Regions from separate parts of the Homo sapiens genome. Here region 2 is linked to region 1. The links are chromatin loops, found by intact Hi-C in ENCODE. Cell type or tissue: ascending aorta. All regions are shown on one strand. Links, peaks and the distances in the headings refer to the core of each region. The heading gives the core; the rest is flanking DNA. Region 1 overlaps EPHA1-AS1 (EPHA1 antisense RNA 1). Region 2 overlaps CASP2 (caspase 2).

The links. Hi-C counts contacts between places; a loop is a spot of excess contacts. Peaks named below come from ENCODE experiments on the same cell type or tissue, not always from the same donor. Only the 100,000 strongest peaks of a DNase experiment are listed, where the experiment ranks them.
Region 2: a loop joins it to region 1, with 4 times the contacts of the local background. A loop is called at or near these places in 35 of 110 quality-filtered maps.

What each region holds. Positions count from the first base shown.
Region 1 is chr7:143,412,201-143,420,532 of GRCh38, forward strand. EPHA1-AS1 (EPHA1 antisense RNA 1) reads left to right here. Exons shown (of 5, transcript NR_033897.1): 2 at 2,868-2,999. Among named protein-coding and RNA genes, the nearest start is that of EPHA1, 7.5 kb to the left of the region's middle. In ascending aorta, for the core only: a CTCF peak has its summit at 4,557 (motif pointing left); no DNase peak of the experiment used is centred there.
Region 2 is chr7:143,302,203-143,310,534 of GRCh38, forward strand. It overlaps CASP2 (caspase 2), which reads left to right. Exons shown (of 11, transcript NM_032982.4): 9 at 1,582-1,731; 10 at 2,472-2,581; 11 at 2,738-5,494. The coding sequence ends at 2,869. Among named protein-coding and RNA genes, the nearest start is that of CLCN1, 9.7 kb to the right of the region's middle. In ascending aorta, for the core only: a CTCF peak has its summit at 3,451 (motif pointing left); a DNase peak (open chromatin) is centred at 3,455.

The sequences.
Region 1 (8,332 bases), core at 1-8,000:
TCATTCTGCAGTCAGAAAGGAAAGCCTGCAGAGTCCCTGCAGCCCAGGCTGTGGCTTGTTCTTACAAACTTGACGTTAACACTACCCTGTTCATATTATTCCCCTTCTACTCCCTACCCAGCTCCTTTCTGACTGAGGATAAGGTGAAATTACACCCAGCCTAGGTCATGGTCTTGTATATCCATAGGCTCTGGTCAAAATGCAACCAACATCACCAGCAGGGTAACCCAGGATGTTGCTAGCAACTACTATGAGAGAATTAGTACAAACTAATTTTTTGGACTAGTATTGTCAGAGGCATGTGAACCAGAGCAACTCCATCTTGAGTAGGGGCTGGGTGAAATGAGGCTGAGATCTACTGGGCTGCATTCCCAGACAGTTAAGGCATTCTAAGTCACAGGATGAGATAAGAGGTAGGCACAAGTTACAGGTCATAAAAACCTTGCTGATAAAACAGTTTGCGGTAAAGAAGCTGGCCAAAACCCACCAAAACCAAGATGGCCACTAGAGGGTCCTGGGGTCGTCTTCACTGCTACACTCCCCCCAGCACCGATGACAATTTACAAATGCCATGGCAACGTGAGGAAGTTACCCTATATGGTCTAAAAAGGAGAGACGTGAATAATCTACCCCTTGTTTGGCATATAATCAATAAATAACCATAAAAATGGGCAACCAGCAACCCTGAGGGCTGCTCTGTTTATGGAGCAGCCATTCTTTATTCCTTTATTTTCCTAATCAACTGGCTTTTACTTTACTCTATGGACTCACCCTGAATTCTTTCTTGCATGAGATCCAAGAACCCTCTCTTGGGATCTTGATCCAGACCCCTTTCCTGTAACAGTATCAAGTCCCCTAGCAAGGGCCCTCATGGATGGGACCCAAACGACTTTGGTTGGCTGTTGTGGGCCAGCCCAAACTTGCAGGCAGCAAAATCCAGGAGACCGTGTGGGCTGTGGGAGGGAGGAAATGGCACTTACCAGTACAGCCTTCTGGTGGATTCTGCACGTCTTTAATCATAAGCCTAGTTAGGTCCTTCCCTTTCCTTCTTGTCTGTGTTCTTACCTATCTGTTCTCTGATCCCCATTTACCACCAGGCAACAGGGGCGGGGATAATAATAGTTACCACTTATTACAGCACCTACGCAGGCTGCCGCACTTCACATACATCGTTTCATTGACTTCTCACACCAACCCTCGGAGGAAGGTATCATTAGTCTCATTTTATAGGTGGAAAAATCTGAGACACCGGGAATTAAAGTAGTTCAAAGTCACTCAACTGCAGAACCAGGATTTAAACCTAGTTCTGTCTGACTCCCAGTCCTGTGGCCTAACCTCTATTCAGGGTTTCAAGAAGCAGAGATGTTAGCAAACACCTCACTTTTGTTTTACTACCCCGCCCCCCACCTGAGAGTAATATCCTGACTTAAAACACCACGGAGTGGATTTGCCTGTTTTTAAACTTTATGAAACGGAATCATCTGATATGCATTCTTTGGTGTCCGAGTTCTTTCATTTACCGTTACGTTTGGAAGATGTATTCCTTGGTTGTGTGTGGATTCAGTCTCATTGCTGTATGGTATCCCACTGTATAAAGAACACCTTATTTTTAAAAACTTCTTGACCTGTGGTTAAACAGGTTTAGGTTCTACCTTTGAATTGCTACATTGAGCGACTTTCATGGTTTATCCGGCTTATCTGTGTCTCTGAGAGGTTTAATCTTTCCAAACAAAACGTACTTCCTTTTTTTTTTTTTTTTTTTTTTTTTTTTTTTTTTTTTCAGGTGGAGTCTCGCTCTGTCGCCCAGGCTGGAGTGCACTGGCGCAATCTCGGCTCACTGCAAGCTCCGCCTCCCGGGTTACGTCATTCTCCTGCCTCAGCCTCCCGAATAGCTGGGACTACAGGCGCCCACCACCACGCCCGGCTAATTTTTTGTATTTTTAGTAGAGACGGGGTTTCACCGTGTTAGCCAGGATGGTCTCCATCTCCTGACCTCGTGATCTGCCCGCCTCGGCCTCCCAAAGTGCTGGGATTACAGGCATGAGCCACTGCGCCCGGCCGTACTTCCTTTTTTAAACTAGACTTTTGCTAACCCAAATGATTCTTTTTTTTTCTTTTTTGAGATGGAGTCTCACTCTGTTGCCCAGGCTGAAGTGCAGTGGAATGATCTCGGCTCACTGCAACCTCTGCCTCCCAGGTTCAAGCGATTCTCCTGCTTCAGCCTCCTGAGTAGCTGGGATTACAGGTACCTGCCACCATGCCCGGCTAATTTTTGTATTTTTAGTAGAGACGGGGTTTCACCATGTTGGCCAGGCTGGTCTCAAACTCCTGATCTCAAGTAATCTGCCCGTCTTGGCCTCCCAAAGTGCTGAAATTACAGGAGTGAGCCATGACACCCAGCCTCCTAACAACTTTTTAATTGATTAAAAGTATGCAGAGGCGGTCTGTAAGCAGTGCCACAGGTCCCAATTATACACCCTCCCCCTTAAACCCTGCATGTCCTCCCTTCTTCCAGTCAGTTTGCTAAGAGGAAGACACCCGATACTGTTTAGGAATCTGTCTTCTTGCTAGAAATAGAACTGTTTTGAGATAGAGGCGGTTGGAAGTTTTCTCTGAAGTGTCAAAAGCAAAGTTATATTTTAGAAGATTTTAATATTGTCACTTCATAGCCAAGTGATCTTGGGCAAATCACCTAGCTGTTTTGAGACTCCGCTTCCTCATCTGCAAAATGGGGGAAATGATGATAATGTTGTTGGTCATAGTATATGAGAAAAGTACAAATATGAGAAAGTGTACAAGCAAAAGCTTCTGGTGGCACCATGCAATTTAAGGATACATGTTTTTTATTTTTGTGTCCTCCTGTACAGGTTTATTTGCAAGATGGGTTTGAGGGAATTAAGGATAAAGTCTGCTGAAAGTAGCACCAGCCTCTGGATTAAAAGGGATGTTTGGATGAAGCTTCAATCTCAAGAAGAGGCAAGAGAAAACTAAAGAAAAAGGTAAGAGAGCCGGGTGTGGTGGCGGGCGCCTATAATCCCAGCTACTCAGGAGGCTGAGGCAGGAGAATTGCTTGAACCCAGGAGGCGGAGGTTGCAGTGAGCTGAGATTGTGCCACTGCACTCCAGCCTGGGCAACGAGCAAAACTCCATCTCAAAAAAAAAAAAAAAAGATGCTAAGAGAGATCACTTTCGACCCATTTACATTATGATGCAATATGAAAATAAAATAAATACCACTCTAACATTTTCAGGACATATGGCAATTCTCCCTGTGCTGATTTTTTTTAAATGTATCTCTGCAGTATTAACATCCTCTAAATCATTCTCTTTGTTTTAGAGACAAGAAGGTAGTTGACAAGCTGTGAACCTGCATTGCATTCTAGTGATGGGACACGTGGAAGGGGAAGCTGAAGTTGAAGGGTGGATGGTAGCAGCCACAGGGAGTGAGATGGGCTCGTTTCTGGAGCTGTTGGGAGAGAAAAAGGGAGTCAAACGGGAATTCACACAGGGTTGTGCATTATATCCAAGTGTGTATTCAGATACAAGCCTTTATCTCAATACCTTCCTTACCCCCATTCCGCACATATCTCATACCAAAGTACAAATAAAACCATTCCCAATTGTTCTAATATTTCATTTGATTTCTTGAGTCATGAAATGAAAATGTGGAGGGGTTAGTCATGTGAAGTGGCTGTGACTCAAATATCTTACGATGATATTTGTGCGCGTCTCATGAGAAATCATTGTGTTTCCACCTGAACTTGTTTGCTTGACTGCCTGAGAAGATAGTGTTGCTAACCTGAGAAGTTAATACGCTGCCTTAATGCTTGGGCTGGTAGAAGTGAGGGAGGGAAAGGAAGAGAACAAATGTGTCTCAGTGAACTGGGGCATGACAGAAATTTAATAAGAACAGGTTGAGACAAGTGTTAAATACTGGAATCCCCCGGGAGCACAGCGATAGCTTGGTCCTTGTCAAAAAGTGTACTGGTTGGAGCTCAGGAGGGAAAGAGAAAGTGATAAATCAGCCATGTCTTGAAGTCCATTTTAATTTAGCTAGCCTGCGAGAAGAGAGGGCTGAAATAAACTATCAGCTCTGTCTTCTGCATTAAGCAAGCATAATTTATTTGAAAAACATTCAGTTTTATTTCTAGCTAGGCTAGGAGTTCTTGTAACTTCTACAGAGGGTTGGGAAGAAGATCGGCATAACCCATGCTTACTATTTGAAGTTACTGGTTCTGTTGTCAGGAGGTAATATTATATTGTTGTCTTGTAAAAGAAGTATTTGATAAGTATGGGACCTCTTAATTGGGCACAGATTGGATTTCTTTTACATTTTGCTTTGAAGAAGTTATTTATAAAGGGATCGTAATAGGGTAATTTATATCTTTTTCTAACAAGTTCTAGTTTGAAAGTATTATAAATCTACTTACCCAGACACAGACACATTTGAACATATAGATAACAACCACCTCTGTTAAGAAATTAATGTACACATTTCCAAATCTATCCCTGAGTTTAGGCGATCCAGGCCATGGGTCATAAACTATGAGAGCCACCTAGTGGGAAAATTTGGTAATTGCACCTATATCTTCAAATTCTGGGTGTGAGAGCCACAGATAATTTCTGTTTATAAAATCTTAGAATACCATGGGAATATTTATCAACATGATATGAAAGTGACAGCGATTTTTATATATTCCTACTATTATAAAGATGGTAGGCCCTTAGGCTAGGAAGTAGCTTTCTTAACTTGACCTAGTCATCACAGTAATGATAGACTTTTGACCAGGTGAGGAAGGGAGGGTGGGGTGTGCCACCATGTTGCCTCACTTTTGGGCTTTCTGCTTTGGATACATATGAAAAAACCAGAAACCAAGTCACCTAGGAGGCGCTGGCTGGGAAAAAAATGGTGCCCACTGTTTGTAGTGTGTCTGTTAGGTTGTAAGCTAGAGAGAGATGCTTACACTCTAACTTTTTTTTTTCTGAAGAGATGAGCTCTCACTATGTTGGCAGACTGGTCTTGAACTCCTGGCTTTAAGCAATCCTTTTTTTTTTTTTTTTTTGAGACGGAGTTTCACTCTTGTTGCCCAGGCTGAAGTGCAATGGCACCGTCTCGGCTCACCGAAACCTCCGCCTCCCAGGTTCAAGCAATTCTCCTGCCTCAGCCTCCCAAGTAGCTGGGATTACAGGCATGTGCCACCATGCCTGGCTACCTTTTTGTATTTTTAGTAGAGACAGGGTTTCTCTATGTTGGTCAGGCTGGTCTGGTCAGGCTGGTCTATGAACTGCCGACCTCAGGTGATCCGCCCGCCTCGGCCTCCCAAAGTGCTGGGATTACAGGTGTGAGCCACCGCACCTGGCTCTGATTAAGTCTTCTTACACTGAAGCTGCTGTGTTGTCTGAACAGAGCCTCAATTAAGAAGTGACTGAAGCTTTTCCCCTCCCTCCCTCTCTTCCTTTCTTCCTTCCTTTCTTCTTTGTTTCAACAGTTCTGGGGAAGTACTAAATATTAGACCAAAATTAAAACCTGATACCCACCGTACTGAGTGTTTGCTTAGAAAGTTCTTGTTTGTTTTTGAGAAGCACTAGGAGTTAATGGAATGGGTATTTAGTGGCCTTTGGATTCTGTAGACTCCTAGCTCTCTGCCTCCTATGTGTAAGGCCTTGGACATTTCTCTTAACCTCTCTGAGACTGAGCTTCTTCACATGCAAATGGACTCATTTACCTTCCAGGAGCACCTCTGTGGGAGGGGGATGCACCATGTGAAAGAGGTAAGCCCTAAGGTGGAGGCAGAAGCAAGTGGCCAAGGGAATACAGGAGGCTAATTTTGACAGGAACTGTATGGGAAAAGGTGGCCTTTGTGTTGAGCCTAGTAGAATGACTTCAATAGGCAGTTTTTATTCATTCATTCAACAAAAATTTATTGAGATCTTATTATGAGTCAGGCACTGTTCTAAGTGCTGGGGATATACCAGCAAACAACAAAATAGAAAAAAAAAAAAAAAACCCAAACCCCACCCTCCCTGAGTGTACATTCTAGGGGGAGGAGCCAGACAGTACATAAAAAAATAACAAAATGCATTCTTCAGATGGTGAGACACACTGGGAGAAAAATTAAAACAGGGTTAGGGGAATAGGAATCACATAAGGAGGGCTCTATTATACAGATATGGTAACTTTTGAGCAAAGAATTGAAGGAGGAAAAGAATGCGCTACAAAAGTCATCAGAGGGAAGAGCAATCCAGACCAAGGAAACAGCCCTAAAGTCCAGGGCAGGCATGCATGGGGTTCATGGAAGGACAGGGAGGCCAGAGCTTTAGGAGGGAGATGGTCATAGGGGTTGGATGGGGAGCAGCACACCTAAGGCCTCCCAGGCTATTTCACAGATTTTTGCTTTGACTTTGAGTGAGATGGAAGCCATTAGAGGGAGTCCAGTGAAAGGAGATGCATATTCTCTGACTTACCTTTGAAGAGATCAACCTGCCCAGCGTGCAGAACACAGATGGGGCAAGGCAGGGGAGGGCTGAGGGCAGAAGCATGGGTAGGTTAGGAGGCTGTTGTCTTGGTCTAAATAAGAGATGAGAGGGCTTGAAGCGGGGTTTCCAGGACTGTGCAGGGGCTGGGGAGAGTCAGCTGTGTGACAAATGTTTCAGGCCCACACAAGCATCAGCAGCTCGATGCCTGTACGAAATGGGAAAATGGCTTTTGTCCAAGGAATGGCGTGCAGGGTGGTGTGACTGGCTGAGTTGGGCTAAAGAGGGGGAACTGGGAGATGGGCTAAGGCTGGAGTCAGCCTCGGTGACCAACTACACTGAACTTTCTTTCTTTCTTTTTTTTTTTTTTTGAACTTTCTTCCCTATCTAACCTGGAACCAGTAAAATTTTGAATATGGGAGACACGTGCTCAGAGGAGCATTTTGGGCTCTGGTGGCTGAATGGGGGAAGAGCTGGAAGAGGCAGCGACTGGAATCAGAGAGATAATGATCCAGGGAAGAAACAGTAAGAGCTCAAACTTGGGCAATGAGTGGATAGAGGGAGGCGATGAGTGACATTTCACTTGTAGTATGACAGGGTATGTTGGCTGCTTAGATATAGAGGTGAGGGAAATTAACCAATAACCATATTCAGATTGGTAGTTATATTTTTGGTTCAAAAAAACCTTACCTCAGTGTGAAAGTAGGGGTGCTGGAAATAAATTTCTGACCTCTGGGAAAATGCTTTAGAGACAATGGTGACGAATTAGGATTTTGTTTGGCCGATGGGAGACTTTGAGTGATGGGGTTGGCAATGGAGACTGACAGGCAGGGAACCAGAAAAGCCTGGATGAGGATTGTTGAGAAAAGGTCAGGAAGCAGGCAGAGTCATTCAGATGCTCGGGAGGACAGCATTGGTTAAAAACGGCCAAGATACGGAAGGGGCATTTATGAAGATTTGCAGTGGGCTGTGGGATGGAATGCATCCTCCATCTCTGTCCCCCAGCAATGCCTTCTGTAAAAACGATATCATCATGTGGTGCTTTTGGATTTAGAGTCTTGATTTTCTTGGAAGGATGGGATACCAAAGACTAAGGACAGTTACCCATGACTAAGGCAGTCTTTTTGTTTTCCTCTGCTGCTTGTCACCTGGTAGAACAAAATGAATGAAAATTTTAGTTAAGTCCTGATATTTTTCTTTCCTTTCCTCTGTTTGATATGTTCTCTTCCTGCTGTCTGCTCTTCTAAATCCTCCTATTTTGCTCTATGTTTCTGCTCTGTGACATGAATTTCACTTTGTATCTCCTAATAGTCTAGCGGGATTAAAAATAAAAGTCACTTTCTGATGGTGCCTTTGCTCTCCAGTTCTCTCCAGCAGCACCGACACCTTCCGCCGTCCTCCCTGAAGGTCTGGCCTTCTGCCAAAAGGTTGTATTTGTTCAGAAGGTGCTCTGAAGTTCACTCAGTTCTTTACTCAGTTATTTACTGGTCTTTTATTTCCTCATGAGGATTTGTTCTGTTTTTCTTCATCACTCTTCTTTCAGCTTGAAATGCATCCCTCACTGCCTTTTTGCAACTTTCAGAACTAAAATACATAAATAAAACAAACAATAGGATAATAGAAAGATAGCCCCTTATTATCGTAATGTTACCTTTATCACCAAGTCTTTATGAAGCACCTAATTGTAAGTGGCTGGTGAGGACAGCAATGGACAAACATAACTACTTTAAGAAACTCTCATGGCACTTAAGGAGTTAAGAGTCTGTCACCAAGAACCATGGACACTCACATGCAATGGAAATGACAAAATGTCCCGATTTTCTTGGGTAAATCAAAGCCTTTTGGCTTTGATCCCTCAG
Region 2 (8,332 bases), core at 13-8,012, 110 kb before region 1:
TTAGCTTGGCCTGTTTCCTTTAGGCGTCTTTACTAACAAAACGACGTTAAATTGTGATTTTCTCATCCTATATCCAGGGATTTAATACACTATTGGATCTGGATAAGGAGTAATTGCTCTTTTCTGGAGTAATCTGGATCTTTTGCTCTGTCTCTCTAACTTTTCTGAAATTAAATCCTTCAAGGAATGACCAGTAGCCAATTGTTCCATTGAAAATTTGAGTTCACCTGTCTTCCTGCTGTATTTGGTTAATATAATTAATGTCTAGAAAAAGCTCCACCCCCCTGCCCCAGTCAGCTTCTAAACTGGAGTGTAAGCTCCATGACGGCAGGAATTTTCTCTTCACTCTATCCCTAGGCCTTAAAGTAAGACAGTGCCCAACACATGGCAGTTGCTTGACACATTTTTATTAAACCTGTGCTTTGGTCCTTTTCCCCCAATTCTTGAAGCTTCCCTTCTTTCCTAGGCTCCCTCGACATTGCATGGATCAGGAAGTACTGTAAAAGAGCATACTCTTACTTTTGATGTGTTGACCTGAGAGTCCTCCCCATCTGTCTTGCCTACTGACAGCACCCCTGCCCACACCCAAAATAAAACAACATCATCAAAAATAAGAGTCTGTCTTGGGATACATAAGGCTTGTATCAAGAGCAAGGATCTGCTCAGGGTATGTTGAGAAATTACTGCTAAAATTGAATAAGGATGATCTTTTTAAATTTTCTGGGAGAAAACAGTCAAGTTCTCCCCACTTTAAGTTTTTCCTCTTAAAATTTTCATAAGGCCAGGTGCAGTGACTCATGCCTATAATCCCAACACTTTGGGAGGCCGAGGCAGAAGGATCACTTGAAGCCAGGAGTTCAAGACAAGCCTGGTCAACGTAGCAAGACCCCATCTCTATTAAAAAAAGAAAAAAAAAGATTTAAAAAGTTATTTTAAAAAATAAATTAAAAATTTTTTTTCTTAAATCTTGGATGCTTGCTATAATTTATCTTATGAAATTAATAAACATAGTGCTTCGAAGATATCAAAACCACCTTGGAAACAACTGATCATACTTAGTTTTATTATTTTTTGATACATAGTTCGAGGTTGTGATTTTTATATAGCATACATATGGTAACCGTATTTGTTATTTATTACCTTGTTTTTTCTTGTTTATGTAATTAAATATATCAATATTTTATTATGTATTGCAATAAAAAGCACTGTGACTCCCAGGCATATTGTTAATTGAACAAGTGAGTTGTGGACTTAGATGATTTTCAGTTCCATTTACAAGGAGTATTTGATTTGGCATTTTCCCTGTCTTACACAGAATGGGAACTGCTCCAACCGCATAGATGTGCATGTGCTTGAGCGTGGTGCCCGGTGTGTATGAGGCATCCCCTGAGTAACAGATGCATGCTGAGAGAGTAATAATTTTTTTTTTTTTTTTTTAGTTTATCAGCCATAGGTTGGAGGCAACAGCTGGAAATGGCTCTTCCCCTTCAAGGTTGTAGGGAACGTGGGCTTGCCTGTGACAGGCCCAAGAGAGATAGGAAGAAGTAACATCATTGTCCATTCTGTCTGCCTTTGTTACAGATGAGACTGATCGTGGGGTTGACCAACAAGATGGAAAGAACCACGCAGGATCCCCTGGGTGCGAGGAGAGTGATGCCGGTAAAGAAAAGTTGCCGAAGATGAGACTGCCCACGCGCTCAGACATGATATGCGGCTATGCCTGCCTCAAAGGTACTTTGAGTTCCAAAAGAGTTGAGTCATACCTCATTTTGTTGCACTTTGCTTTATTGTGCTTTGCAGGTACAGGTTGAGTATCCCTTATCTGAAGTGTTGGAACCAGAAGTGTTTCAGATTTTGGATTTTTTTGTTTTTTTGGATTTTGGAATATTTGCGTTATACTTACTAGTTGAGTATCCCGTATCCAAATATTCTAAATTTAAAACACTCCCATGAGCACCTTCTTTGAGCATCATATTGGCACTTGGAAAGTTTCAGATTTTGAAGCATTTCAGATTTTTTGGATTTGGGATGCTCAGCTGCTTTTTACAAATTGAAGGTTTGTGGCAATCCTTTGAGCATCTGTCAGCACCATTTTTCTATTGGCATGCCTCTGTTAGCATTTTTCAGCAATAAAGTATGTTTTAATTACAGCATATGCATGTTTTAGACATAATGTTGTTGCACACTTAATAGACTGTAGGATAGTAACCATAACTTCCGTATACACTGGGAGACCTGAAAATTTGTATGACTTGCTTTATTGCCATATTCACTTTCTTAAGCTGGTCTGGAAACAGACCTACGGTATCTCCAAAGTATGCCAATAATCCAAAAGAGTACCCTCCTAGACTTAGATTCTTCATGCTGGGTTCTCTGACTAGGGAGGGTGCAGGTGTCATGGCCGAGTCTAGTTTGGGAAGTGCAGCTGTGTGATGGCATTCACACTGTGATTAATGCCCTTTTGGTTGCAGGGACTGCCGCCATGCGGAACACCAAACGAGGTTCCTGGTACATCGAGGCTCTTGCTCAAGTGTTTTCTGAGCGGGCTTGTGATATGCACGTGGCCGACATGCTGGTTAAGGTGAGCCAGCGGGCTCCGTGACCCCTGTGTGTCTCCACAGTGCTCTACTTTCCTCCTCTCTTGAATGCTCTTTCATAGTCCGTCTCCCCTTCCCGTTTGCTGCTCTCCTGAAGCCCGAGATTCTCAGACTTGGGCCTATTGGTTCTGCCCCTCCAGGTGAACGCACTTATCAAGGATCGGGAAGGTTATGCTCCTGGCACAGAATTCCACCGGTGCAAGGAGATGTCTGAATACTGCAGCACTCTGTGCCGCCACCTCTACCTGTTCCCAGGACACCCTCCCACATGATGTCACCTCCCCATCATCCACGCCAAGTGGAAGCCACTGGACCACAGGAGGTGTGATAGAGCCTTTGATCTTCAGGATGCACGGTTTCTGTTCTGCCCCCTCAGGGATGTGGGAATCTCCCAGACTTGTTTCCTGTGCCCATCATCTCTGCCTTTGAGTGTGGGACTCCAGGCCAGCTCCTTTTCTGTGAAGCCCTTTGCCTGTAGAGCCAGCCTTGGTTGGACCTATTGCCAGGAATGTTTCAGCTGCAGTTGAAGAGCCTGACAAGTGAAGTTGTAAACACAGTGTGGTTATGGGGAGAGGGCATATAAATTCCCCATATTTGTGTTCAGTTCCAGCTTTTGTAGATGGCACTTTAGTGATTGCTTTTATTACATTAGTTAAGATGTCTGAGAGACCATCTCCTATCTTTTATTTCATTCATATCCTCCGCCCTTTTTGTCCTAGAGTGAGAGTTTGGAAGGTGTCCAAATTTAATGTAGACATTATCTTTTGGCTCTGAAGAAGCAAACATGACTAGAGACGCACCTTGCTGCAGTGTCCAGAAGCGGCCTGTGCGTTCCCTTCAGTACTGCAGCGCCACCCAGTGGAAGGACACTCTTGGCTCGTTTGGGCTCAAGGCACCGCAGCCTGTCAGCCAACATTGCCTTGCATTTGTACCTTATTGATCTTTGCCCATGGAAGTCTCAAAGATCTTTCGTTGGTTGTTTCTCTGAGCTTTGTTACTGAAATGAGCCTCGTGGGGAGCATCAGAGAAGGCCAGGAAGAATGGTGTGTTTCCCTAGACTCTGTAACCACCTCTCTGTCTTTTTCCTTCCTGAGAAACGTCCATCTCTCTCCCTTACTATTCCCACTTTCATTCAATCAACCTGCACTTCATATCTAGATTTCTAGAAAAGCTTCCTAGCTTATCTCCCTGCTTCATATCTCTCCCTTCTTTACCTTCATTTCATCCTGTTGGCTGCTGCCACCAAATCTGTCTAGAATCCTGCTTTACAGGATCATGTAAATGCTCAAAGATGTAATGTAGTTCTTTGTTCCTGCTTTCTCTTTCAGTATTAAACTCTCCTTTGATATTATGTGGCTTTTATTTCAGTGCCATACATGTTATTGTTTTCAACCTAGAAACCTTTATCCCTGCTTATCTGAAACTTCCCAACTTCCCTGTTCTTTAAGACTTTTTTTTTTTTTTTTTTTTTTTTTGAGACAGAGTCTCGCTCTGTCGCCCAGGCTGGAGGGCAGTGGCACGATCTCAGCTCACTGCAAGCTCCAACTCCCGGGTTCACGCCATTCTCCTGCCTCAGCCTTCCAAGTAGCTGGGACTACAGGTGCCCGCCACCGTGCCCGGCTAATTTTTTTGTATTTTTAGTAGAGACAGGGTTTCACCATGTTAGCCGGGATGGTCTTGATCTCCTGACCTCATGATCCACCCACCTCAGCCTCCCAAAGTGTTGGGATTACAGGCGTGAGCCACTGCGCCCGGGCAAGACCTTTTTTTAAAAAAAAAAAAAAAAAAACTTCCATTCTTTCTTCCTCCAGTCTGTTCTCACATAACAGAGTAGTTTTGGTTTTTAATTTTTTTTGGTTGTTTGCTGTTTTTTGTTTTTTAAGGTGAGTTCTCACTATGTTTCTCAGACTGGTCTCGAACTCCTGGCCTCAAGCCATCTTCCCGCCTCAGCCTCTCAAATAGCTGGGCTTACAGGCATGAGCCACCACACCTGGCCAGGATTTGGTTGTTTAAATATAAATCTGATCACCCCCCTGCTTAGAACCCTTCTGCTTTCTATTACCCCTCATTTAAAATGTAAACTCTTCACCTTGGTTTATGAGAACTGGTTCTTGCCTTCCCCTTGAACCTCATTAAATGGTGATTTCTTGCTAAGCTCCAGCCCGAGTGGTCTCCTCTCAGCTTCTAATTTTGTGCTCTTTCCTGCCCTTTTCCTGGGCCTTCTCAGCTCTCCACCCCCACCACTCTTGACTCAGGTGGTGTCCTTCTTCCTCAAGTCTTGACAATTCCCGGGCCCTTCAGTCCCTGAGCAGTCTACTTCTGTGTCTGTCACCACATCTTGTCTTTTCCCCTCATTGCATTTATTGCAGTTTATATATATGCTACTTTTACTTGTTCATTTCTGTCTCCCCTACCAGGCTGTAAATGAGGGCAGAAACCTTGTTTGTTTTATTCACCATCATGTACCAAGTGCTTGGCACATAGTGGGCCTTCATTAAATGTTTGTTGAATAAAAGAGGGAAGAAGGCAAGCCAACCTTAGCTACAATCCTACCTTTTGATAAAATGTTCCTTTTGACAATATACACGGATTATTATTTGTACTTTGTTTTTCCATGTGTTTTGCTTTTATCCACTGGCATTTTTAGCTCCTTGAAGACATATCATGTGTGAGATAACTTCCTTCACATCTCCCATGGTCCCTAGCAAAATGCTAGGCCTGTAGTAGTCAAGGTGCTCAATAAATATTTGTTTGGGTGGTTTGTGAGCCTTGCTGCCAAGTCCTGCCTTTGGGTCGACATAGTATGGAAGTATTTGAGAGAGAGAACCTTTCCACTCCCACTGCCAGGATTTTGTATTGCCATCGGGTGCCAAATAAATGCTCATATTTATTACTGATGTGTGCTCAATATCTGTTTCTGTAGATACTCAGTCCTCTGAAGCCCACAGATTTCGTTTCCTTAGCCCCTTACACTGCAGCATTCCTTACCACCTCACAAGGCATACCCAGACCTGAAAACCCTTCTTATTTTGCTGCTGTGATCCTGTAAATATATGCAGGTGTGGGCCCATCTCAGTTTGCGTAGTCCTGGGATTTCTCACAGATGAAATGGAAGTTATTAGCAAACAGTGCTGGTTCTTGATTATTTAGACTATGAGATGTAGGCTGCCATAACAGATTGGGCTGGAATAGAAGGATGGGAGAGTGAAGATAGTAAAATTCCATTTCTTACCTGGTTGCATTTAAGGTCTTCTAGAGTGGGCATAGATTGTAAGAGAATTCTAGTGCAGCATAGAAGAGATCAAAGCAATGAATTTGTGTAAGTTGGGATATTTTGGGGGTGCATTGTATCTAAAGGATATGCCTGAGAGGTAAGTGCAGGTGCAGATGGGCCATGGAATTTGGCAAGAGATGGAATGTTCTGTAGGAACTTTGTACAGAAGTTTTGGTAGGAAACAAAACTTTTTTTTTTAAATACGGGATTTCACCATGTTGGCCAGGCTGGTCTCTAACTCCTGGCCTCAAGTGATCAGCCCGCTTCGGCCTCCCAAAGTGCTAGGATTATAGGTATGAGCCACCTATAACAAACCAGAAACAAAACTTTTTTGTTTGGTAGGAAACAGCTGTGGGAGCTGGAAATATTGTTGAGTCATACAGAGAAGGGTATGGCAGTCTAGGAAGAGCAGAAGGGGATTGAGGTGAGCTGAAGCACCTCGGCAGATAGAGCAGAATTTGGTACAGAACACTGGAGACAAAAGGGCATGAAAAATGGACTGAAACTGGTTGGTTGTACTGCAAGAAAAACAACCATGGGATAGCCTCAAGGGAAGGATACAAAATCTAGGACAGGCGAAGAAATTATGGAAATAGTGGAAGTAAGATAAATACCCATTTTCAGGATAGGAAGCATTTTCAGTGGTGTGATATGTTTGAGAATTACAGAGCAGTATCTCTGAACTGGATTCCATGTCCTCCCCGCCCCCCAACCCCCTTGCCCTTGAATAAGGGTATGAGGTTGAATTTCACAGCTCTGCTCCCTTCTGCTTACCTCTGCCAGAGGATTCTCTTCTAAAATTATTCCCCTCCCAGAGCTGGGGGCTGCCCTCTGCTGCCCTCCTCCATCCTGTTTCCTCTAATAGGGAAAAGGAAAACAGGAAGAAGGAAAAACTGTAATATCAGACCAAAGCTGATTTTTTTTTAATTTTTAAAATTTTATTCTATAAAATAGAGATGAGGTCTCACTATGTTGTTCACACTGGTTTCAAACATCTGGGTTCAAGTGATCCTCCTACCTCGGCCTCCCAGAGTACTGGGATCACAGACATGAGCCACCACACCCAACCAAAGCTGTGATATTAAGAATGGTGCCAGACTGGCCGGGCGCAGTGGCTCATGCCTGTAATCCCAGCACTTTGGGAAGCTGAGGCAGGTGGATCACCTGGGCTCAAGAGTTTGGGACCAGCCTGGGCAAAATGGCAAAACCCCGTCTCTAAAAAATAAAGAATGAGGCCAGGCACAGTAACACATACGTATAGTACCAGCTACTCAAGAGGCTAAGGAGAGAGGATTGCTTGAGCCCAGGAGTTGAAAACCAGCCTAGGCAACATAGTGAGACCCCCATCTTTAAAAAAAAAAAAAAAAAAACACACACACAACACAAGAGGAAAGACGTCTAATCTGAGAAGGAGGAAGACATTAATAATAGCTACAACTGTTTGAGTCCTTGGTATGTTGTAGGCATTGAGAGGAGCTTTCCATTTCATCTTCCCCATGCTTCTGTGAAGGAGTCATTTTCCCTTTTGTTTTTGAAACAATTTTGCTGTTGTTGCCCAGGCTGGAGTACAATGGCGTGATCTCAGCTCACTGCAACGTCTGCCTCCCAGGTTCAAGCGATTCTCCTGTCTCAGCCTCCCGAGTAGCTGTGATTACAGGCACACGCCACCACACCCAGCTAATTTTTGTATTTTTAGTAGAGATGGGATTTCACCATGTTGCCCAGGCTGGTCTTGAACTCCTGAGCTCAGGTGATTCACCCACCTCAGCCTCCCAAAGTGCTGGGATTATAGGCGTGAGTGAGCCACCGCGCCTGGCCACAAATGTAGCTTTAACGGTATGGACTCTAGAATTCAGTAGATCTGATTTTGAATGCCGGCTCTGCCTTTGAAGATATTGGAGACCTTGATCAAGGTAGCTAACACAGCCCCAATTTCCCTTATTTGAAAATGAGGAAAATTGTGTCTACCTTCCAATGTCCCTATGAGGATTAAATGTGATGATGCATGTAAATCACATGGTGTTAATGCATAAAAAATGCTTGATAAATGTTAACTCACAGAATGAGCTTCAGTTTAATATGAGTGAACAGTTCTTACTATGAATCAAACACTATAGCACATTTTTGTTTTGTTTTGAGATGGGGTCTCACTCTGTCGTGAGGCTGGAGTGCAGTGGTGTGATCTCGGCTCACTGCAATCTCCGTCTCCCGGGTTCAAGTGATTCTCCTACCTCAGCCTCCCGAGTAGCTGGGATTACAGGCGCACGCCACCACGCCCAGCTAATTTTTGTATTTTAAGCACAGACGGGATTTCACCATGTTGGCCAGGATGGTCTCAATCTCTTGACCTCGTTATCCACCCACCTTGGCCTCCCAAAGTGCTGAGATTACAGGTGTGAGCCACCGCACCCAGCCTATAGCATGTTTTTTTGCATGTGTTATTTTATCTTCTTAACCCTCT